Regions from separate parts of the Mus musculus genome. Here regions 2 and 3 are each linked to region 1. Evidence: chromatin loops called from intact Hi-C (ENCODE). Cell type or tissue: left cerebral cortex. All regions are shown on one strand. Links, peaks and the distances in the headings refer to the core of each region. The heading gives the core; the rest is flanking DNA.

What was found. A loop is a pair of places that touch in the nucleus more often than their neighbours do. Peaks named below come from ENCODE experiments on the same cell type or tissue, not always from the same donor. Only the 100,000 strongest peaks of a DNase experiment are listed, where the experiment ranks them.
Region 2: it touches region 1 in a loop (2.0-fold over the local background); 2 of 42 quality-filtered maps call a loop at or near these places.
Region 3: it touches region 1 in a loop (2.1-fold over the local background); 3 of 42 quality-filtered maps call a loop at or near these places.

Annotation. Positions count from the first base shown.
Region 1 is chr8:127,605,416-127,613,497 of GRCm38, forward strand. Pard3 (par-3 family cell polarity regulator) reads left to right here. Exons shown (of 25, transcript NM_001309391.1): 25 at 5,017-6,871. The coding sequence ends at 5,359. Among named protein-coding and RNA genes, the nearest start is that of Gm32478, 21 kb to the right of the region's middle. In left cerebral cortex, for the core only: no CTCF peak of the experiment used is centred there; DNase peaks (open chromatin) are centred at 3,370, 3,611, 4,176 and 4,919.
Region 2 is chr8:127,671,622-127,679,703 of GRCm38, forward strand. Gm32532 (a long non-coding RNA gene) reads right to left here. Exons shown (of 4, transcript XR_388233.1): 3 at 6,374-6,592; 4 at 5,445-5,891. Among named protein-coding and RNA genes, the nearest start is that of Gm32532, 15 kb to the right of the region's middle. In left cerebral cortex, for the core only: no CTCF peak of the experiment used is centred there; a DNase peak (open chromatin) is centred at 3,908.
Region 3 is chr8:127,693,903-127,701,984 of GRCm38, forward strand. No RefSeq gene overlaps it. Among named protein-coding and RNA genes, the nearest start is that of Gm32532, 7.1 kb to the left of the region's middle. In left cerebral cortex, for the core only: no CTCF peak of the experiment used is centred there; DNase peaks (open chromatin) are centred at 4,308 and 4,639; H3K27ac peaks cover 516 bases.

The DNA of each region.
Region 1 (8,082 bases), core at 1,475-6,474:
TGTTTTATCCTTTTCAGAAGCACTTGACCTCTGATGATCCATGCAAACAAGTCGTGTGCATTGGACACCAGTGTAGTTTGGCACAGAAGCTCAATTATGGAGTGAAGCATTAACTAAAACAAGTGACCAAGACTGCGTCAGCTGGAGCAGAGAAGGTGGCTTGAATTAGGAGTGTACATGAACCAGCCTAACATGTAAACTCTGTGGCATGCATGGGCAAAGTGGGAGTCACACTGGCAAAATAATAGCCAGACTGAAGTGCCAGTTTGGGGGAATGGAGACCCCAGTAAGCCCCTCACTTGGCTCTCAACCAGACTAGCATGTTTTCTTTAATTCCTAAATGAGCTCCTTTCTTTGGTGTACCGACTAGTTTTATGTTAACTTGACACCATTCATTTTTGAAGAGTAAGTTTCAATTGTGGGGGAAAAAAGTCCCTATGAGATTGTCCTGTGGGCAATCTTGTGGTATATTTTTCTCAATTGGTGATTGATGTAGGAGGACCCAGCCCACTGGAAAGTGCCACCCCTTGCCTGGTGGGTCTGGGTGATGTAAGAGAGCAAGCTGAGCAAGCCATGAAAGCAAGCTAGTAAGTAGTGCCCCTCCACAGTCTCTCCATCAGCTCCTGCCTCCAGGGCCCTGCCTTGTTTGAGTTCCTGCCTTGACTTCCCTCAGCGGTGAAAATGGAACCTGATAGCTGTAAACTGAAAGAATCCTTTCCCCCAGTCCCTTGTGGTCAAGGTGTTTTATCACAGCAGTAGAAGCCCTATCAAAATTATCTGGTATCCGAAGAAAGTTCTCCATCTGAACCTGTGCACTAGAGCCATGTAGCACCCATAACACAGCTCTCCTCTCCTTCTCCTGTACTCTCTGCATTCCCTCTTCCTCCTCCCCTGTGGTGACTGTTTCTGTTGTATGACTGCTTTACCATTTATCTCTGCCTCTCACCAGCCACTGCACCCTCATGTCCTCTCCCACCAGGGCTATTGTGTCCAGATCTGTCTGTCTGTTTCAAAGCCTTTCTCTTTGTCTCTCTTCATCGCTCTGTCTCCCTCATCCTGGTGGCAAAGCCCTTGCCTTGTGACTTTGGCTTAAGTTCCTTACATGGTGATGTAAGCTGTTATAACCAGGAGGAGGCAGTTAGTACCTAGCTGGGTGTACAGTAAGATGCCCAGGGGGCCACACGAAGCTGACCTAGGTATGACTGTGAACAGATCCATTGAGGACACATAGGCGGCTGCCATTGCTGTGGTCGTTTTGAATGATCACGGGTGGGATGTACAACTGTGGAGTGACCGTCATTGGGCACCAGCTCTTGGATCCTAACCTACTTGTCTCTGCAAGGGAGGGAAAATTAACAATGCACCTCCTACTTCTTATCCTTGGATCCAAAAGTGGCCATCATCCCTCTCTACCCTAAATCCAGAAGCCAATATTAGACACTGACTTGCTCTCCAGCTCCCATAAGTCATTTGAAGAGAGCCAGTCTCTTTTCTGAGCAATTTACATGTGATGGTTCACTGGTTTCTCCCCAGTACCTTATACAGTCAGCAGCTACAGCCCATCTGACAGACGAGGTAGTTTGGGCCTGGAGAATACAACTCCTCCAGGCCACACTGTGACCAAGTGAGAGCTCAGAATCTGAATCTCTCTAATCCTAAGCTATTCTTCCCTATGCCAGGTACTTGGATATTTAACTTCTAATGTGGGAGGGGGAGAGGGAGAGAATGTGTGTGTGTGTTCCTGTGTGTATGTATATATGTGTTTGTATGCATGTATGTGTTGGTCTGTGTGTATATCTGTGTGTCTGTGAGTGCATCTGTGTGTTATATCGTTAACTATTCAGAACATTCAAATGCTAATCCATTCTCTTTCTCTCTTCCTTCTTTTCCTCCCTCCTTCTTCCCCTCTCTCTCCTTTTGCCTCCTTTCTTTTTCCTCTCTCCCCCTTTACCCCCTGTCATGTGTACAAGTAGGCACATGTTTATGTGTGTGCACTGGTGCACAGGCACATGTGTGTCCATGTCTATGGAGGCCAAAGGACAATCTCAGCTAATATTGGTCAGGCATCAGTTTTACTTCCTGAGACAAATGTCTCTCACTGGACCTAGAGATCATTGGTTAAGCTAGGATGGCTGGCCAGTGAGCCTCAAAGATCCTCCTGTCTCTAAGCACTGGGATTACAAATATGAACAGTCACATGTGGCTTTATACATAGGTTCTGGGAGATTTAACTCAGGTCTTCATGCTTGCAGAGTGAACACTTTGCCACTGAGCCATTTCCTCAGCCTTCGAAACAGGAAACACTGTCTGCCTCCTTTTCTTCCTTTCTTGCATTGGCTCATTGCTAATTCTTTCTTAATGAAGAACGTATGGACACCAATAGCTTCCTCACCAAAGAAAGTAAGAGAGGGGTGTGTGTGTGTGTATATATGTGTGTATGTATGTATATGAGAGTGAGTGTATGTGCGTGTATGTGAGAGAGTGTATGAGAGTATGTATGTGTATGAGAGTGAGTGTATATGATTGTGTGTATGAGAGTATGTATGTGTATGTGAGAGTGTATATGAGAGCATGTGTATTTGTGTGCATTGTGTATATATGAGAGTATGGGTGTGAGAGTGAGTATATGAGAACATGTGTGTGTATGTGTTCATATTCCCCATACCCTATTTCAAACCTCAGGAATTTCTTGCTTTATTTTGTGCTCACGTACTCATTAATCTGAAGCAAACTTGAGCTACAAAACAAGTTTCTCCTCCTACAGCATCTTCCCCTCCATCCCCAACAAACCACAGTGAATTTTCACAAATTTCAATGCAGAAAGAACCTGCATTCCTAGGGTGCCTGAAGCTTATCTTTCTATGCAGAGATCATGCAGGGTCAGGGAGGAAGGTAGCGAGCTTTAGTATCAGGAAGTCATGGATGAAGAGATGACATTTGTCACATCCCAGGCTTCACACTGACATTATCCATCTGTCACATCTCTGGTATGATTAGTCTACGATTTTTTTAAGTGAAGACAGTCAGTGCTTTAGGCAGAGGACCTTACTCTGTCCCATCTGAGGATTCTGCTGTGGCTCCCATGAGTAGAGCCAGGTGGGAGCCTCTGTTCTTCTCAATGGATCACAGAGCCGGTAGTGACAGTGAGAGTTTAGTTCCATCTGCAATGTCTTCCCATCTATAATTTCAGCCATGTAGAAAATGGGTGGGTTCTACCCTGGACCATTTTGCCAGCATTCCAGAATATTCGAATACTGCTCTCTCTGTTCCTATGGGAGACATAGTGGCCTCCCACGATCTCCTCATGAATGTGCAGTGTTGTGTGTGCTGATGCAGGAGGCTGATGCCAGCAGGCTCCACCTACTGCCGCCAGACGATTTTCTTGTTGATAAATGGAGCAATAATACATTTTCTTTATGACTGTCATCTCTCCTCCCCCTTCTGTTTTCAAGGAGGAAAAATAGGGCATGTCTTCCTTCCTGGCACAAAATTGTTCGGCTTTATCAAAGGCAATCTTATTGCAAATTCATAGAAGTATCTAGAGCCTTGATAGTAAATTAAAGATGTTTCAGAATTGTGTTTCCTGAAAACTGCAGCCAGCCCCTTTAAGAAGTAGTAGGAGGTGAAGTTTCTGTGCAGCCCCTTGCAGAAGTAGTAGGAGGTGAAGTTTCTGTGCAGCTTGCGTTTGCCTCTCTATCTTGGGGTGATAGGAAGTGAATTATATAAGCTGAGATGTGGGAAAAAATAGTGTTTCTAGACAGGAACTTGGGCAACCCTGACCTGTGTCAGTTACTAATATACAGGATTCCAGAGAGCCAAGCTGAAGATTGTAGGAACCTCCTGTTGCATCACTTTGTTTTGTTAATGATTTTGTTGTTGTTTTGAGACAGTCTCTTGTCACTCAGGCTGGTCTTGAACTTTACTATATAGTCGAGGATGACCTTGAACTTCTGAACCACCTGCCTCGGCTTCACAGACTCTGGAGTTATAGGCATGCAGTACAACCCCGGTTTATGTGGTTCTGGGGATGGAGCCCAGGCCTCCTGCATGCTAGGCCAGTGCTTCTGCAGCTGAGCTGGCCCAGCTCTCTGCCTGCTGTCCTTTCATTTTTGTCTGAGCTCGTACTGTAGTCTATCACATGAGCTGCCTTGTGACAGAGCGATGTCCCAGTCTTTGGAAGATGAAAGCGAGCAGCACGCACCATTTTCTAACATCCTGGCAGCAGCTAGATACACTGCTCGTGTGGGTAGCTTAGACCTGAACAATAACGCTGAAGTGAGCAGCGGTTAGTGCAAAGCTAGATGCTGCTGATACACATGTGTCTGTGCCCACACTGCAGGGGACCTGGTTGCCCTGAGCCAAACAGAGGGCACCTCAAGCTAGGAGGAGCACCTGTTCCTAAATATCTACTGAATCTGCTTCTGTCTTTTGTTCAGTTAGCACTGGTCACTTAGCTGAAACTTGGGACTGGCTGAGGATAATTAAGGTTTTTTTGTTTTGTTTTGTTCTGTTTGTTTTGTTGTGGTGTGGCTGCATGTTCAGTGTAGGTGCATCTGTGTGAGTACCCATGCATGGGTGTGCACGTGAAACCAGAGGGCACCCTCGAGTGTCATTCCTCAAGAACTATCTACCTTGGGTTTTTGTTTTGTTTGTTTGTTTGTTTGTTGTTTTTTAGGTAGGGTTTCTTGATGGTCTGGAGTTTGCCAAATAGGCTAGACAAGCCGTTCAGCAAGCCCTGTGGATCTTCTTGTCTCTCCTCCCTAGTGCTGGAATGTGTGCTATCTCATTCAGCTATTTGCATGGGTACTGTGGATCGAACTTAGATCATTATGCTTGGGCAACAACATGCTTTAGCAGCCCAGGTATTGGTATCTTCCCAAGCTCTGATAGTCAATTTTGAGAGCTCTAGCCCCTCACCATGATACCTGGTGGGTGCTCAGGTCATGATGATATTTGCTAAAGCCTGGAGATTCATCTCTCTCTCATCCCTGACTGACTTCTTTGCTTTATTGCTAGACAAAGCAGGAAGAATGCCAGCTCCATATCACAGGATTCCTGGGAACAGAACTACGCCCCTGGTGAAGGCTTCCAGAGTGCCAAGGAGAACCCCAGGTATTCCAGTTACCAGGGCTCAAGGAACGGCTATCTAGGCGGGCACGGCTTTAATGCCAGGGTCATGCTGGAGACCCAGGAGCTTCTCCGACAGGAACAGAGGCGGAAAGAGCAGCAGCTGAAGAAGCAGCCTCCAGCTGATGGAGTCAGAGGGCCCTTCCGGCAAGATGTGCCCCCTTCTCCATCTCAGGTGGCTAGGCTGAACAGACTGCAGACACCGGAGAAAGGGCGGCCCTTCTACTCCTGAGCTCAAAGAAGGATGGCAGCATTTTGTGTCATGCAATAAAGGACATTTACCCATGAAGACTTGTGCTGTTGGAGTTTTTTAAAAAAAAAAAAAACCTTCGGTGGTACTCCAGAACACTTCTGTTGCTGGTATCAGTGCCTTTAAGCAGCATGAGCAAAGAAATGGAAGGCCTTAATGTCTTTGCCACTGCGTCTATCTCGTGGAAGGACCCCCACCACCCCCTGACCCCAATATCAAGTTCAAGGCATCAACTACCTGCTTCTCTGCAGTACCGGAAACTTCAGCTCCATGCCTAAGATGCCTACGGACTTCACAGCTTCATCTTAGAGAGTGAACCCCCCCACCCGAGGCTGCAGATGTTGCTGACGCCCGCTCCCCCCGGAAGTGACTGCGGTGTGCACCAGAACTTTGCAGCAGGGTTACCCCTGTTCTCCCACTCGATCTGGGGTTCCCTTTATTTCCTCAGATCCTCGGAGCATGAAGGCTCTAGAGTGGTAGTGAAGAAACTAAGCCATACGCCAGTGCCGTTTGGTTGTGAGGGGGTGGGGGGTACTTTCCAACTGCCTTATAACTCCACTACCCATATCACAATGATTCTAGTCTGCGTTTATAAATACACGTGTTCAGTCCCGTTCATGATACCTGGGAACAAGGAACATGGGAGTGGCCCATTTGCATTGCACCCCGAGGAAGGATATAGGAACTGAGGGAAGATTCTCTGGAGGAGTTTAGGCCAGTCTACCCTGTCCTTGTTTTACTTCATTTGTGTCGCAGTAGGTTGGCAAGGAAGGCACAGAGTGGGGCAAGGAAAAAAGTCAGTCACTTTGGATTCTGAGAATCAATCTCAATACATCTTTTGAGGTTGGAGTCAGTATTTGTCTCCTATTCCCTCTACTGTGTCCCTTCCTGACAAGGCCGCATTACTAAGTTATTCTGCCGTTTATCATAAAGACAAATCAAAGAAGAGCCATCCCACTTGAGAACATTTTGATGCCCCTCTGAGCAACAGGAGTCACATTTTCGTGCATGCCTGTGTCACGAGGCCCTCCTCATGTTCCCGCTGTTCATCTGTAGGTCTGAACATCCTGTATTGTAAGCCAAGGCTGGGTTGCTAAAGTGCCTGCGAATCTTGATATGAAATAAAAGAAAAAAAAAAAAAACAAACCTTGAGCAAAAAGCTCAGAGTACCATGTATTAACAAAAAAGAAAGAAAAAAAAAAAGACATGTATTGATATGCCTATTTTTTTTTTTTACTGGCACACTGTATTTTTTGTGTAGACTTGTTTTTAGAAAATAATGCGCAGTGTCCACAGGCGCCGTGTCTCTCTGCATCTGTGTGTAATGGCTTTATCTGTTAATGACTTTCAGTGGTGTTTAAGTGGTGTTTCCAGTGTAAGTAAGCGTGGTGACCTTGGACAGCGGTGGCTTCCTCGCAGCCTCCCCTAAGCTGTGAGGGACAGCTGTCCCTGTACATATAAGACTTCTAATAAAAGACATATTTCTTCCTGTTCTTTGCTGTGTCTCTAGTTTTCCTGGCAAACCCCTCCTAGCTGTTTTTGTAAAAAGTATATTAACAGATGTCTTTTTTTTTCATATTTAGTGAAAGTGGAAAGTTCCTTCCTATCTATGCAAACATAGGATTAAGTGAGGGAGTGGGGAGTGGGGAGGACTGGAACCCTATATTTTTCTTTTAAATTTTTATATATTTTATTCTATTAATATTAATTACATAATTTCTCCCCTCCAGTCCCTCCCATGCCCCTAATGCATTTGAAATTCATGGGCTCTTTATTATGGTTACATATATACTTATGTATGTATATATATGCAAATAAATATGTAAATGGAGCCATTTATTAATAAGAATTGTGGAAGGCCTGGAGAGCCCAAAGGAACCCCTAGGAAGTATGGGATAAAGGACTTAAATAGAGGGAAGAGATCATACAGAGGCCCACATATGTCTAGTGCTACCTTTGGTGATCTTGGCCAAAGATTCTCATTAAAACAAGATAGACAATGAAAGGTGACTAACCACCACCCCTTGGGCAAAACCTCCTCTTGTGGGCTGTGAACCCTTTTATGGACAAAGTTCTTTTTGTGGCCCCCTACTCCCCCAGCCCCAGTTATCTGAACAAGAGAGTTTTAGGTGTCTGATGAAGGAGGTGGCATCATAGCCCTAACTGTGGCTCTGTAGCCAGGTGACATCATAGCCTTTACCTGTGGCCCTCCAGCAAGGTGACAGCCAGGTGACATCACAGTCCTAACTGTCCCTCCAACCAGCTCCCCCATGCCTGGAGTTTTACTTGAAAGTAAACCTGCAGTCTACACTGTAGTGGGCGCAATCACACAGAACAGAGCACCTATGATTCAGTGTCTGCATTTGGTGTGTTTCTGTATCATCCTGTGAGTCCTCAGAACTCAGGGACGCGCACCTGCACGCGCATGCGCACGCGCAGACACACACACACACACACACACACACACACACACAAGTCAAAGGCCACCTGTAACCAAGCAGGTATGGCATGATTCCCACTTTTGTTTACAGTCGCAGGAAAGCATGTTACTAAAGCCTTGAAGACCACCTGGAGGTGACAGAAGTCCCCTCTTTTGGAAAGCATAGTGCACCAGAAAAATAATTAAATATCTGTAGAATGCAGTCTCTTTATTTTCTTTTATTTTTTTCTCCACTTCTTTTTTGAAAAAAAAAAAAAAAAAGGTT
Region 2 (8,082 bases), core at 1,175-6,174, 66 kb after region 1:
AGAAGTCATTCTGAAATAATGATTAAAAGTCTAGTTTAGGACCCACTCAAGCCAGCAGTCAGCTATTGTCATTATCAAGTGCTGGGCACTGTATACAGTATTATCACTATGTTCTCTGTGTGTATGTATTTGTGAGAGTGTATGTAAGTGTGTGTGCATGTGTTTATGTGTCTGAGTGTGGAGGTTAGAGATCACTCTGCAATGTCATTTCTCAGGTACTATACACCTTATTATATATATATATATGTGTGTGTGTGTGTGTGTGTGTGTGTGTTTGTGTGTGTGTACAGAGTATGGACATGGGAATTATGGAAATTTCAGTACCACAGCACATGTGGAGGTCAAAGGATAGATGAGTGGAGCCAGGTCACTCTCCCCCACCTTCATGTGAGTTCTAGTGATTGACTCATGTGGTCAGGCTCACAGAGCACATGCCTTACCAAGTGCATAATCAACTCATTGGCTTCATCTTATGATTGAGATGAGGTCTCTCACTGACGTGGAACATGCCACTAGATTAGGCTAGCTTTCCAGTGAGCCCCAGGAATCCTCCTGTCCATACCTTCCAAGTGTTGGGAATACAAGAGGCTACCACCACACCTGACTTTTTAAATATGGGTTTTGGGGACTCAACTCATGTCTTTAAGTTTGCAGGGCCAGCACTTTATGGACTGATCTGTCTGTCTCCCCATCCCTGTGCACAATGCCTTTTTACAGCTGGCAGTGCAATGAGGTTGTTTCAAAGCATGACCACACACGTGTGAGCATCCTGTTGAGTAGTGAGTAACAGTTGTGATGTCACTAGACTATGGGACTTTGGCAGTCCCAACATAATCCTGAAGGTCCATCACCATATATGTGGTCTGTTCTTGACTAAAATGTCAGGAACTCTTGACTAACCCTCCCTTCCACTTTCTGACATTCATGGTTTAGGGAAGGCAAATAGCCTATCTTAGAGACATTTTACTCAGGGTCTGTGGGAGGAGGCAAAGACAACTGGTGTAAGAGTTGGGAGAGACCATCGTGACGTAGATGCCTTGTTGTTATAGCATGGCCTAGAACAATGCTCTGAATCTTGGGTTACACAAGTATGATACACCACATATAAGACAAGGTGAGAGAAAACACAGCCTGTTAGTGAGGCCACATGGAAGCATTCGTAGATATTTTTTGACCTAGGAAATATTTTGAAAGACAACCAAGAACTTTCACACACAAAGCCCCCCCCCCCCAGCTAACAATCTATATGAAAGGGACACCTGAGTCCCCCATGCCTTAGTCCTCAAACTAGCCAGGCATGTGCCTAGTTCATTGAGGCTTCTGGAGAGTTCTGTGAGTAAACAAATCTGCTCAAATGACAAGTTGCCAAAATGTTATATTATATGAGCATCTATACAACCATGTCTGCTCTGCACACTACAGATCCATGGAAGCTGAGGGAAGACACAGTTGTGGGACCACTGGATTATATTAATCTTTGCTTCTGTGATTCTTGACTCCAGCTCTATTCCAAGTCCACCCCAGCAGCCAGATTATTATCCAGAAAATGTGGGAAAGCAGAGTTTTTCACAGTCTCTTATAGAAGGTGAACCCTGAACAGGATTCTGTTATTCGTTCATCAAACACATGAGGGAATGCCATCTTATTGGTTTTTTTTCATCTTGTCATTTTTTTGTAGTTAATAGTTGCGTTTTATTTTTCTTGTTCATTCATTTTCATCTGTGTGCCTATGTACATATGTGTTTGAATATATGTGGAGGCCAGAGGTTAACAACAAGTGTCTCCTTCATTCTTTCATTCTGCACCTTATATTTTAAGACAGGCTCTCTTATTGAAGCTGGAGTTCACTGACTCAGGTTGACTGACTGGGCAGCATGTACCAGCATCCTTCCATTTCCACCTCAATGCTGGGATTACAAACATGCAAGGACTCTGAGGATCAAACTCTGTTTCTCATGCTTACATGGCAGGGACTTTATAAACTGTGACACCCCCCCCAACCCTCTTCATTTCAATGAAGCCCAGGATGGATTCAAACTCACCATGTAGCCAAAAATAACCATGAACTCCTGATCCTCCTGCCTCCACTTCCCAGGAGCTGGGCTCACAGATATAGACGGCTGACTGTGCTTAACTAATAGTTTATTTTTTCACTTCTTCCATCTTTGCTTCTGCTAAGAAAACATACTTATTTTGAAAACATCTATCATGGATTAAGATATCATGGGGAGGGTGAAATAAGGAAGCAGCAAAGTTAGACATGTCCAAGCTGCCAGAGTAGGACAGGTCAAGTCACTGGCAGAAGAGAAACTGAGCTGAGGTCTCAGAGCCAGTTACGGGCAATCTCAATGCAATAGTTAAGGACTCTGTAATAGTCCCTTCTGGAGGTGGCAAAGGGGGGTTCTGACTCATTCCTAGGTCTGGATAAATAGGCCATCCAAGGGTCCTAAGTGGGATGGCCAGGAGATAAGACAAGAAAGAGGACAAAGGCTGGGACTGGGAGGTCTTGCACAAGCTGCCTTATGCTAAACAAGCTGATTAAGAAGTACAGCATTTTATATGTTCCAGGGGAGAAATGGGACAGAGCCAGCAGAAAGCTATCATACAATGGGATGAAGTCAGCGGGAAGCTAATCAGACAGTGTTACACAAAGGGAACACAGGATATCTTGGGACTGATAATCATAGTCTTTTAGGGTAGGAAGAGTTGGGGTTACAGGATCTGAAGCTACAGCTTTGCCAAAGCTTTGGACCCAGGCCATTCCTGACTCTGTACCACCCTGGTTCTTTCTCCATTCATTAGGGACTCAGGGGAAGCCTTGGGTAAACCCAGCCCTCAACAGGGTCCCTCCTTAAAGATCAGCTGGTGATGAATGGCCAAAGCTGAGTCTCCAAAAGCAAAAATCCAAACCACCCGCAAACTCTCTGTCCCTGCAATGGAAAGCAGGAAAGTGTTTGCTGGCCATGGAGAGACTCTGGAGAAGGAGATGCTGTGCATTGGGTGACATCTTCCTGCAGCATCTCTCCCGAGGCCTGGAAAAGACCACACAGTGTCCAGGTACTCTAGAGACAGAGTGAGTGCCTCCCCTCCTCCAGGCACTCCATTCTCTAGTATCGCTGACTCCCAACCCTGTGTAGGAGTGAGTCCCTCTCACCTCCACATCCTCCTTTCCTTCCTCACCTTTCTTTTGTCACATGCACGTGTGCTAATGCATCTGGAGGTAAGCGGTCAACCTTAACTGACATTCCTACAGAACTATTCGCTTTGGTTTTTGAGATATGTTTTATCATTGTCCCAGAGCTCACCAATAAAGCCAGGCTGACTGTGAGTCCCAGGGATCCTGTACTTTACAGAGCCAGTTCCCCAAGCCATGGGTGTCACTTCTGAGTGAGGACTTATCAGATGTGCAGTCATGACCTAAACCCTCGATGCTCTAACTATGGTCTGCAAAATAAAAATGTCAGCATCACCGGGGGCCCACCTAGACATCCAGAACACAGGCCTGGGTGGCACCAAGGGAATTCTTCTTTCCTGAGACAGAAGGGCTAGCAAAGGAAGCCAGAGCCTCAGGGTGGACACTGCTACGAAGTGCCTGTGCCTCTATGTGTGAGCTGGGAGTTGCTGGAATTTTCCCCTTTGATGTAATGAGATAAATATATCATTGGGATTCTTCCACTCCATCTTCACAAGATAGTTCCAGAAATAAAGAGTTATCCATAAGCCTTAGGAGAGTCGAGATGACAACTTCTGGGACATGGAATCTTGGTCCAAATGGGATTTTTTTTTTCCTTGCTGGTGTTACTAATTAAGATTCTCTTCAAAACTAGGCCAGCCCATGTTCTTCAGTTGGCAGTCTGCTCTGAATCTCTCTGTAAACACGTAGTAGCTTGTACAAACAGGGGAGGCTTTACTTTCCCATCCTAAAGAGGGCCTGAAATAAATCCCAGACAACTCTTGGAGTTTGCCTTGCTATAAAAATAGTGGAATTCATTGAGAGCTGCCTCATCCCACTCAGACAGGCTGGCCGGCTAATTGGCCCTGGGACCAGCTTGGGGTGCGTTGGCTTTACCCAGTCTGTTTTACCCAGTCTGTCTTCGCTTTGCATTCTGGGTCTTCAAAGCTTTACACTGAGATGATTCTAGTGTTCATTCTAGTCTAGTGGAAAGAGAGACTGCATAGCATTCAGTCAGGCCTGGACCAACCTTAGTTCTATATCCAACTTTGCCTGGTGTCTTCAAGCTTTTGTTGATACAATGGTCAGTACTCTTACCTCTGTATCATGGATAGGATATATTATCCAAGTCTCCCCTGTTGATACCAGGGGATGTAGTTGAGGTGGCTCTTCAGTCTAACATGGTGCAAAGCTAGACTGAGCTAGGCTAGGAAAGATAGAAGTGAGTCTCCAACTCAGCTGTGAGCTTTGACTGTGATCACTGTCTGTGAGCAACCAGCATGCTCTGAGTGGGTGGAGATCTATTCTCACTTGACACTTGCCTGACTCCCATCCTTGCTGGCCTTCTTTTGAGGAGACAAACGTCTGCCTTTCCTGCTTGTCATGTTCACTTCTGCAGATTCAGAAGCTAGACAAGTACCTGACACATGGTGGGTTTTGCTAAATATTTGATGATTGACACATGGCTTTGAGTATGCAGCTTTTGGGGTAACAAGTGGAAGCAATTCCACTTTGAATGATGTAATCACCCACTTCTCTGCCAATCTTACAATGTCTGCAAAGTCCCTGTGCCACAGTCCCTTAGGAGGTCTTTTCAGTACCTGAGCTGATCAGAGCATTGTTGCTTGTGCTAATAGTAACTGCTTATTTATCAAGTCAGAACACAGAGGCTGAGATACAGCTGAACCCAGGTTACCTACATCCTATAAACAGCATTAGCTACTTCTCATCGGTGTGGAGAAATGGCAAACAAAGCAACTTCAGCAAGAGGGGCTTCACTCTGGCTCCCAGTTTGAGGGTGTTCTGTCATGAGCAGATGTCATGGGGACAGGGCATCAGGCAGCCGGACACATTGGATCAGTCAGTAGACAGGAGCCAAACGATGCTGGGTTCTGGTCACTGGGGTCCTTTTTATTCAGCCTGGGACTCTAGCCACAGGGTGCTGTTGTTCATACTCAAAGGGAGTCTTCCTTGCTGAGAAGAACTCCCCCATCTATAAACACACCTAGAAGTCTGTTTCCATGGTGATTCTAAACCCCAGCAAGTTGAAAATGAAGATCAACCATCAAAGCAGGCACAGGGATTGCCACTTGGAATCCGCTAACAGCTAACGCTAAGTAAGTACAGGCCCTCTCACGACACTGCAAGCATTTTGACTGAGCTTTAACTGCTCAGGGCCCACACACATCCTGTGTCCAGATGTTCAGTGCACTCATACAGGAAGCAAAGAAGGGTGAGGTCCTCAGATTTTGTTTAATAATATTAGCTAGGAAGGGGAGTCAGTGGCTACAGTTAGGGAGGAGGTGGAAGGCAATGTGGAAGGCAATGTCACCTAGGCAGGTACGGACAGGTGTTGCATGTCTCCTCCGTGCTCACGGTTTGTGGAGCAGGAGGACCGGGGTCATATTATGCTGTAATGGTTGTCATTGTCTGCTCTTTCCACCATGTAAGTCTTGGCAGATAACCTAGAGGTCCAAGTGCAGGGCAGGGCTTCACCCCTGTTTCCTTCCCAGAGCAAGACAGTGATGTCCTGTCCAAACACTGCAGTGACTGTTCCGTTGGAAGGTGCTCACTGCAGGATAGGGTACTTCCTTCTGATCCTGAAGATGCTGACTATCCATCCAGACTCTTCCAAGAGACCTTTCTTGCCAAAGGAGTTGGCAGACTTTCCTGAGTGACTTCCTGTCAAGATGGCAGACTGTGCTATTCAGCAATCTAACTGTTGAAAATAAGTCCATTTTGTGTATGAGCATGTGTTTGTGTATGTGATGTGATGTGGGGTGTGTGTGTGTGTGTGTATGTGTACATGTGGAGGTCAGAAGACAATTTTTAATGTTATTCCTTAGGCCCCATCCACCTCATTGTTCAGACAGAGTCTTTTACTGAACCTACAGCTCTGCAAACATCCCAAACTGGGATCCACCTGTCTTTGTCTTCCCCAGTGCTTAGGTTGCATGTGCTCCCCACTGCACACATTTTTGTTTGTTTGTTTTGGTTTTTTGTTTTTTGTTTTTGTTTTTTGTATGTTAGTTCTGCCTCAGGTCCTCATGTTTGTAAAGTAAACACTTTTCTGACCTAAAGTCATTTTTAAAAAATAAATCTGAACATTTTGCATGTGTACGGGACATAGTAGTATATGTCTGTAACCTCAGACGGAGGATGCTGGGAGATTGTGAGTCTGAGGGCCCTCTGGAGGCTTACCTACACCTGGAGCGAGGGAGAAAACGTACATTCCAGCTGAGTGAGCATGCTCAAACACCTCCATCTGCAGGTGGGTAGGACGCTGTCCCTCAGAGAATATTTCTGACTCCTGTGGTTATATCAAAGCATTGGGCCACTCTGAAGCTCTCAAACAGCAACTTGCAGCATAGATGCCAGCCTCCGACGTACGGTAATGACAATTGCTGGTATGTACTGCACCTGCAGATGTAATGCTTAAAATTAAAGTTGTCATCCCGATGTGCTGACCAGGCATGGTGGCTAATATTGATAGTCAGCTCCACAGGATCTAGAATCACTGACAAGACAATCTTCTGGTCATGCCTAGGAAGGATTATCTAGACTGGATTAATTGATGTGCTCCAAACCCATGCTCCATCCCTTGGGCTAGGACCCTGGAGAGGATACAAAGGAGAAAGCATCCCTCGCTTTCTGCTTTCTGACTGTGAATGCACAGTGACTAGCTACTCACACTCCCACTGCCAAGACTTATCTGCCCCAATGCACTGCACCCTCAAACTGTGAGTCAAACAAAACCTGCCTGCCTGCTTTCTTTCCTTTCTTCCCTCCTTTCTTCCCTTCCTTCATTCTCCCTTCCTCTCTTCCTTCCCTCCTTCTCCCTTCTTTCCTTTCATTCTGCCTGCATGCCTTCCTCATTTCCTTTCTTCCTTCCATCCTTTCTTCCTACCCTCCCCCTTCCTTCTATTCTGCCTTCCTTCCCTCCTCTCTTCCTTCCTTCTTCCCTTCCTCCCTTCCATCCTTTCCTTCCTCCCTTTTCTCCTTCCCTCCCTTCCTTTTTTCATTCTTTCCCTTCTTCCCTTCCTCCCTTCTTCCCTTCCTCCCTTCTTCCCTTCCTCCCTTCCCTTCCTCCTTCCCTTCTTCCTCCCTCCCTCCTTCCCTTCTTCCTCCCTCCCTCCTTCCCTCCTTCCTTCCTTCCTTCCTTCCTTCCTTCCTTCCTTCCTTCTTTCTTCCTTAAACTACTTTTGCCTGGTATCTTGTCACATCAAGAAAGGTAACTAACACAGATGTTTATAGAGTGAGAAGATATTTATACAACTTCTAATTATTCTGCTCAAAATGTTAATTGACTACTAAAGGTAAGAGAATCAGAGAAATGTCAGAGACACTGGCAGATACTGCCATCAAGACAGCAGTGAGCCTCTCCATTAATAGGGTCACAGGAGTGCATAGCTCTTGGTAGGATGTTCTACAATCCAGAGCAACTTCTGTCATGTCCTGCCAAAAACATGATCACCATAGTCCAGAGGATTAGGGCCCTGGAAGTCAAGCAGCAATGGAGGAACACATCCAGGCAAGAGGCTAAGGCAGCATGACAGCGACATGTAAATGTAGTTGTATTTGTGTTACAGCCTTGTCCCAGGCCAGGCTGGGATGGGAATGAGGTCAAAAACAGGATTGGAGAAGCAAAGCTGTTTATTTTCTATCTCTTTTCATGTCAGTTCTTCTTTCCTTCCTTCTTTCCTTTCTTCCTTCCTTCCTCCCCTCCTCCCCTCCTTCCTCCCTCCCTCCCCCTCTCTTCTTCCTTCCTTTCCTTTCTTTTGGACACAGGTTCTTATTTTGAAGCCCTGGTTAGCTTCAAATTCCTAATCCCTCTGCCTTGACCTCCTAGGTTCGTATTTTGTAGCCCAGACTAGTCTCAAACCCCAATCCCTCTGTCTTGGCCCCCTAAG
Region 3 (8,082 bases), core at 1,721-6,720, 89 kb after region 1:
ACTTGTTAGCTCTAGGCCAGAGAGAGACCTTAAGTAAATTAAAAGGGTGTGATGCCCAAAGTTGACTTCTGATGCTCACATACATGTGCACACAAGTACACGTACACACACAAACATGTGCACATATGCACATATCACACAAAATAATCTCAGGTGAAAATTGGCAATAGCATGCTTCCATGTTTTCAATTCTACCCCTGGAGGAGTTCTTAGCTGACTTCTCATGGATCTAAGACAGGTCTATCTACCACTAAGCTGAGCCCTGGCCACACTACAAGCACATTCTATAGACAATCTGTCCCATTATTCTGGTTGACACTGACCAGCAGGAAAAATTTAAAACCTTCAGCTCTTTGCCAGGGAGATAATTATGAGATAAAGTGTTACAGTACCAACCAGAGGCTTTCCTTGGTGGAGGGGGGGTGCCTTGGGGATACAGCAGTATCCTATCCATTATTTCCAAATGGCTGCATCTACAAAGTTGGTAGGACCAGGGCAGGATTCAGAGGCCCAGGTACTGCACCACCCAAGAGATTAGAAAGTATGCATGCCTACAGAGGCCATTTAAGAGGACACGGGTGCCGGGCATGGTGGCGCACGCCTTTAATCCCAGCACTCGGGAGCCAGAGGCAGGCAGATTTCTGAGTTTGAGGCCAGCCTGGTCTACAAAGTGAGTTCCAGGACAGCCAGGGCTAAACAGAGAAACCCTGTCTCGAAAAGCCAAAAAAAAAAAAAAAAAAAAAAGGAGGACACGGGCACATAATATATGCTGAGCTTAAAGTAGAAGCTGCTGGATGGTGGACTTATCTCTGCATCTTCAGTTTTGGTTTGGATATTTTTAGAGAAAGGAAAAAAAGCCCACTTACAAAATATTTGACATTCTAAACTTCTCAGAGTGCTGGCGCCACTGTGGGGAAAGCAGCTAGCAGGCTGAACGACAGTAATGGACTCTTTAAAGTTCTGTCTGTGTGGCGATGCAGCTGTATTAATTAAGGCTCAGGCAGATTTATTGATGTCTGTGGGTCTGTGAATGTCTGTGTTCTGCTGAGTTGGATAAGTTAAAAAGTCATAAGAAAGTATTTGATGAACCTCACCAATTTTTTTTTCACGCCGTGTGTGTAATAAGTAGGCAGCAGTAAAGCCCAGAGACTTTCAAACATTTTTCCCCCTCCGTAGCATACTATTTCGGAATGTGATGAAAGTTTTCTTTTTCCCCTTTTGAGAAAGACTCTCCTATGCCACAAGCTGGCCTTGAACTCTCTGTGTAGCTGAGGATGACTTTGAATTTCTGGCCCTCCTACCTTCATCTCTGAGTGCTGGGGTTACAAATGTGCACCATCACACCTGGTGTGTGTAGTGCTGGAGAGGAACCCAGATCCCTGGGTGCTCAGTTTCTCTAGCCACCAAGCCTCAACCCTGTTCTCCTTCCTCCCACTTTACTCCTTTGCTCATTAATGCAGTTGGAGATTCCTGAAGAGGATATACCTTATGAAAGCAGAGGAGAGGGTGCAGGTGTCCAGATTGTTGAGGTGGGGTTGGGGGAGGAGTTCATGAAGAAAGCAAGCATGCCGTAAGCTCAGAGGACCTCACTGGTAAGGACAAGGCTTCCCCTTCCCCACAGCTTCTATAATGTACTTGCTGGCTGTATTAGTCAGGGTTCTCTAGAGTCACAGAACTTATGGGTAGTCTCTGTATAGTAAGGAAATTTGTTATGATGACTTATAGTCTGTAGTACAACTCCCCTACAATGGTCAGCTGTAAATGGAAGTCCAAGGATCTAGTAGTTGCTCAATCCCACAAGGCATGCAGGCAAAAAAGAGCAAATCTTCCTTCCGATGTCCTTTTGTAGGTCTCCAGCAGAAGGTATGGCCCAGATTAAAGGTGTGTACCCCCATGCCTAGATCTTGGACTTGCTTTTCCCAGATGACCTTGAACTTAGAGATCTTCTTGCCTTAGTCTCCTGGCATTCATAGTCACTATGCCGCAAGATTTCCATGCTAAAATTCAGGTTAGAAGCTTGTATCTCCCAGCCTTAAGATCTGGATCACAGGTGAGCCTTCCAATTCTGGATTGTAGTTCAATTCCAGATATAGTCAAGTTGACAACCAGGAATAGCCACTACACTGGCCTCATAACAGCTGACAGGACATATGCCAGGACAATTTTGTGGTCTAGCCTTTGACACAAGCACCTGAGTTCCCCATGCTATAGGCCGGGTTTATGTAGATACACAGGTGTTAGAAGTGAGTGTGCAAAACTCTGTGTCTTGTAGCTTATTACCTAGCAAGGTAAAACTGCAGCCAAGGCTTGCTTTTCTAGAATGGGGGATGACTGCACCATTTCCTAGGTAGAAATCTCAAGGCTCCTGCCTGCCCCCTGGGCACACTCTCTAAGTACCACATGAAGCACCCTTTCAATCCTGTTCTTTGTACATTATCACAGGGCCCCAAAGCCTCATGGGCTGGGAGATCTGACTTCAGTGTGATGATGTTGAGAGGTAGTGGGTCCTTTATGAGGTGTCTCCTAATGAGGAGTCATTACAGGCTCACTCTTGTTTCCTGTCTCACAGTGTGATGACTTCTTCCCATATGTACACTGCCATTGTGATGTCATCTGTCATGAATGACATATTCGTCACAGATGCTGGGGTCACGCCCTTCAACATTTCTAACCATGAACAGAACAAACCTCCTTTCTTTATATAGGACAGCAATTCCAGGCTTCCTGTCTCACCTGTGACAACTTCCTCGCCCCATCCGCCCCATCACACCTGTCTTTGTGAAGCCATCTGTTATGAATAACATCTTCACCAGAGCTGCTGAGTCCATTCCCTTGAATCTCTATAAATTAAATAATTCATCTTTCTATATAAAGACCCCATCCATGGGTATTTTGCTATAGTAACAGAGAATGGTCCTCTTGTCTGATGGTTTTAACAGATCCAAGAGGTATTATAGCCACTAGCACAGTTCTTCCTAGAGTTGGGGGTAGAGGAGAACTATTGACTTAAGTGTTTCATATGGTATATGTGTACAGAGGAAGGAAAGGTCAGGCTTTCTGGGTGAAGGAAAAGCATAGGCAAGGACACAGAGCTTGAAGACACATGTGTCCTGGGCAGAGTAGGCTGCAGTGGGCACTGGTGAAGCACAGCAGGCATGGTGAAGTACAGTGGGTCACAGTGAGGCACAGTGGGCATAGCAAGGAGAACGAACTACTTAGATCTCCTGCCATCACACATTGTTGTAGTCCTCCTGAGTGTAGGTTCAATGTGACTAGCTGCCTCACTCCCCTGCTGTCATGCCTTCTCTATCACAATGCATTGCACTTTCAAAACTCAAACCAAAATAAACCCTTCCTTAAGCTAATCTTGTCAAACACTTTATCAAAGTGATGGACAAAGTAGTGTCCACATTGCAATGTGTATGTCACAGTCACAAGATCCCCAATATTTGCAAAGTGGAACTGCTTAAAAAAAAAAAAAAAACGGGTGAAATAAGATGTACTACGGCAACCTTTGCTTAGTGGGAGGCCTTTAGGGATAAAAGGTACTGTAGGTCCTCCAATAGTCTGTTGCCTGGCTGGCCCAGAGGTTGGTGCATATCCTTATGTATCTCATAAGGGAATTGTTTCTGCAAGTAGGCATGTGCACATGTGAGAGTATTTGCACATGCACTGGTGTGGAGGTGTTGTCCCTCAGCCCCAGGCATTTTGATTTTAATGACAGGACCACTTTGGTCTAGAGTTCACTAAATAGACTAGGCTGGATCCCCAGTGATCCCCAGGGATCCTCTTGATTTACATCTGCAGCATTAGGATTACTGGTGCATGTCACCATGCATGGCTTTTTTTTTTTTTTTTTTTTTTTTTTTTTTTTGCATGGCTTCTGAGGATTAAATGCAGGTGCCCAGCATTGCAAGACAAGTACTTTACTCAATGAGCCATCTCTACCCCTGTAAGAGGATCTTTGAAACAAGATTCCAGAAGATATTTTAGAAGACGTTCCCTGTCTCTCACTCAATGACTCACTCCTTGGATATGGTTTTTCTCCACCAGGCTCAATCCTGGTCCTCAATGTACTCATGTTGCAAGCGGTAGGACAGGCATTTAGGGACAGAATGACCCTTCTTCATGTTTTCTTCACCTATTCTGAGAGTTTAGTCTTCTTTCCTTCTCTTCTGCATCCTCCACCTTCCTCAATATATGGAGCAGCATACACTAAGAACCACTCGTTAAAACAGATGTCTTTTCTGTAATAAATGACTCACTCATAGGTGTTGTTACCATAACAGGATGCAGAAGAGAGTACTTGGGTACTAGACACTGCCCACAAGCTGCTAGACTGTTTTTACCATTCAACAGAAGATCAGGTCAAGTCAAGGAAGTGCTGAAGGACATTCAAGATGCCTGGCTACATCAATTTCTCATCATTCCTGTCCTATCTCCAGAACCCCCCAAAGATGCCAAGGTGAGAGGCAATTTGGGATTGTCTCCAGGGACAGGGAACAGACACTGTGGTGCAGAAATCTGTGACTTTTGGCATGCCAGAGTCCTTCTGAGCTACTGCCTTTGTGCATCTGAAGAGAAGGTCATTACTTCTTTTGTGGTGTTGGAACACAGGCAGTGAGAGTGGGAAGCGAGTGCCTCGCCACCATCCTGCGCTTGGCTTCCAGAAGTGAAGGATGTTCCAGGTCTTTTGCTCAAGACCGATTGAGTCATAGTTGGCCAGAGAGAAGCCCTGCAGCATAAAAAATCCTGGCAGCTGCTTACATCCTTTACCACAGATGGAATTGAATATCTATAGATAGAGGTTATTGGGGAAAGGTGAAACAGTCTCAACAAATACACACCTAGGGCTAGGGACAGGGCTTAATTTTGTCACACAAGCATGGTGACCAGAGTTCTGGATTCTGAGAAACCCTGTGAGAAAGCCAAGCATGTTGATGTGTGCCTGTGATCTCAGTACTGGGGAACCACTGGAGCTTGATGGCCAGCTAGTCTCTGAATCTATGAATTCAGGTTCTGTGAAAGATCTGTCTCAAAACAGAAGGTGGACAATGCCTGGGGAGTGACACCCAGTGTCAGCCTATGACCTCTATATCCACATACACACATGTACAAGTACACTCACAAGAACATATACACACACCACAAACACAATAAATATAAGTCCTCTGTGTGTCCTTCAGTCATTCCTGACCTCCAGGCTGGACTTTCAGAGTCTGTTGCTAAGATAGTCATAAGGAAACATGTCCTCTGTTGGGAACTGGCTGGTGGACAGAGAATATGAATAGGAGAAGAGAGCTTTGAGAAGGTTTGAGATGGTTTGCGGCTTGGTGGCCACATGCTCAGTGGATCTGAAACTTTGTGTGGTGTACAGAGAAAAGATGGTAGGAAGGATACCATTGTGGATATTTGGATGACAATTCTCACCATCCCATGATGAACTTCTGCCCACTCTGCAAGAGGAACTCCAGGTGGATGATGCATCTTATACATACAAGCTCTCCTGGGATGCATCTGCTCATAGAAAACTACCTCTGTTGCCTTTTGAACTAACTCTTCCTTTTCCATCTGCCTTGGTCTTCAGATTGCTTTATCAGCCTGGTCATTTCTCCTTTGCTGCTCCAGTCCTTCCAACATCATTACATGTGGGTAGGATCCATGTAACCCAGGCTGATGGTCGCTGTAGCTACATAGTTGAAGAAGACCTTGCACTTCTGATCATGTCCCTTGCCCTGTAAGTACAAGCATGTACCTGGGTTATATGGTTCTGGGGATGGGACTCAGGGCTTCGTGAATGTTAGACAAACACTCAACTGAGCAACAACCACCGCCCTGATGGAGACATTTTTGGGGACTTGATACTTACACCTGAGGGCAGAGAACAGTGAATGGAAGGGGTAGGTTTTATTTATTCTTATAGCTCCCAGAGGAAGATTGGGATGATCACTGGGGCAAAACCACGTAGACACTTTTGTTTTAAATTCTTGGGCAGTGCTAGGAGCAAGGTTCTAATGGGACATGGTAATTTGTCCCAGCTCAAAAGAATAGATATCATATTAATAAGTTTAATAGAAAGAAGGGTTTTTGTTTTTATTCTTTGTTTTATCTGCATTTAGAGTCTAGTGCTATTCCCAGAGAAGGACCATCCATGGAGCCAGGGTGTGGAAATCCTTTTTACCAGAGACTCCTGGTAGCTTTCAAATCCTTGTCCCTTCTTTTCCTGCTGTTAGCTGCTCAGCATTGAAGATCTCATGGGTCCTGGGAATGGCATGTCAACCCACTGGGAGCAAGTTGGCATAGATGCCTTACCTTTTCGTTTTGTCTTGTCTGCTGCAGGGGTGATGGTTATGCCCCAGAGCTTCAGAAACACAAGCTTCTTTCATGGGAATTCTCATAAATGTCTAAGATGTCATTAGAAGAGAGGGTGACCATATGACAGTGATGTCATACCATGATCTCCACTCTATGACAGAAGCATTGATATACAGAATGAAGAGGATTGGATGGAGCTCTGTATGCTTCAGCATTTGAGACAGGTGGAGCCTAGAATAGACAGTGTGTATGCCATGGTAAACAAGCCTCTTTTCATGCCTGCCCAATGCACACTGAAGGATTGCAGTTTACCTTCCTCACCACAAAGGCAACTTAAGAAGGGTTTATTTTGGCTCCCACTCTGTGAGTACAGTCCATCATGGAAACAGATAATTTCTTACAGACGTGCCAAAAGGCTTATACTAGAGTTCATTGTAGATTCTGTCAAGTTGATAATCAATAAATTATCACAGGGCCTACTGTAAATGAAACCATCATACTTTGTCAGAGACAAACACACTTACATGGGTGACACTGTCAGGTAGTTCCAGGATGGAATCCAGGACCAGACATTGGTGGGGGACCAGCACTGTGGGCACACAGAGATTGTTGAGGGATGGTCTGGTAGATGGCAGCCTAGAGATAATAGTCATCTGAAACCTTGTGAACATTCAGCGTGTGCCATGGAATTTCTCACAACAGCTCTATATGATGGGAACTGTCTTCTTTGAAGGTGGGGCCACTAAAAGTCAGAAAGTCCATTTCCTTGAGGCAATATTTATATTCTAAATGATGGAGGCAGGATTTGAATGCAGGTCTTCTGAGTCTATGGCTTCAACTGCAGGTTGTAGTCACTCAATAAATGGGACTTTCAGTGCTCACTGTACTCAAGATATTCCCAGTATTCACTGTGGATGGTAGACAGGCACATGGTCCTGAGGATGCTCTTTCCTCATGGCAGGACTCAGCTGCTTCCAAGGAGAGGATTTCAACAAATACGGCAGGTGTCAGTAGACCTTGGGGATGGGCCTTTGGAGTGAGCAGGTGTGCCAAGGGAACCCTGGCTATGGAAACATCTCAATGCCTTGATCATGAGGATGGATGGGAACTGGGCTCTCAAACTCATCAGCAAGGCTGATTCAAAAGCTTCATCATGCACCCATGCAGTAAATCAAGGGTTAGGGATGGAGTTTAGATTGAGCCCCAAATCAGGCCATAGTGAGCCTTGCTGGATGACTCACTGCTGACCTTTGTCCATTCAAAGCTGCAGTTCTTACCTCAGTGGGAATAAGAGACTTTATTCTGGAGCCAAATGTGAGTGAGTACAGGCTGGGCACATGGTTTAAACTGCTCCAATTCCCATGTCCCAATGTGCAACCACTTGATACGGTTTGCATAGTTACAGACTAAAGAAAGTTATAAAGCAAGGCATTTTAAAATGATTTGGTGGGATTGTCTGATACGTGGGTTACTACAAAGCAAGGGAATCTCTGCTTTAGGCCTCAGATGTTGTCTGATGGCCTGTTTAGCTTTGGATTGGTAGAAGCGAGTGGTCTAGTCATACATTCTAGAAGGATTTGCCCAGTAGTCACAAGGAAGTGGGTAATGAATGGGTATTAAGATAGGTCAAGATAGTTTGGCTCCCAGCCTGCAATATTCCACAGACCAGTTCTCCATGACTGAGGAAGTTCTAATTTGGTCAATGGAAAGTTTTAAGGTATGAGATACAAGCATCAATTGAAGTACAACAGCCCCAGTCTGACATGG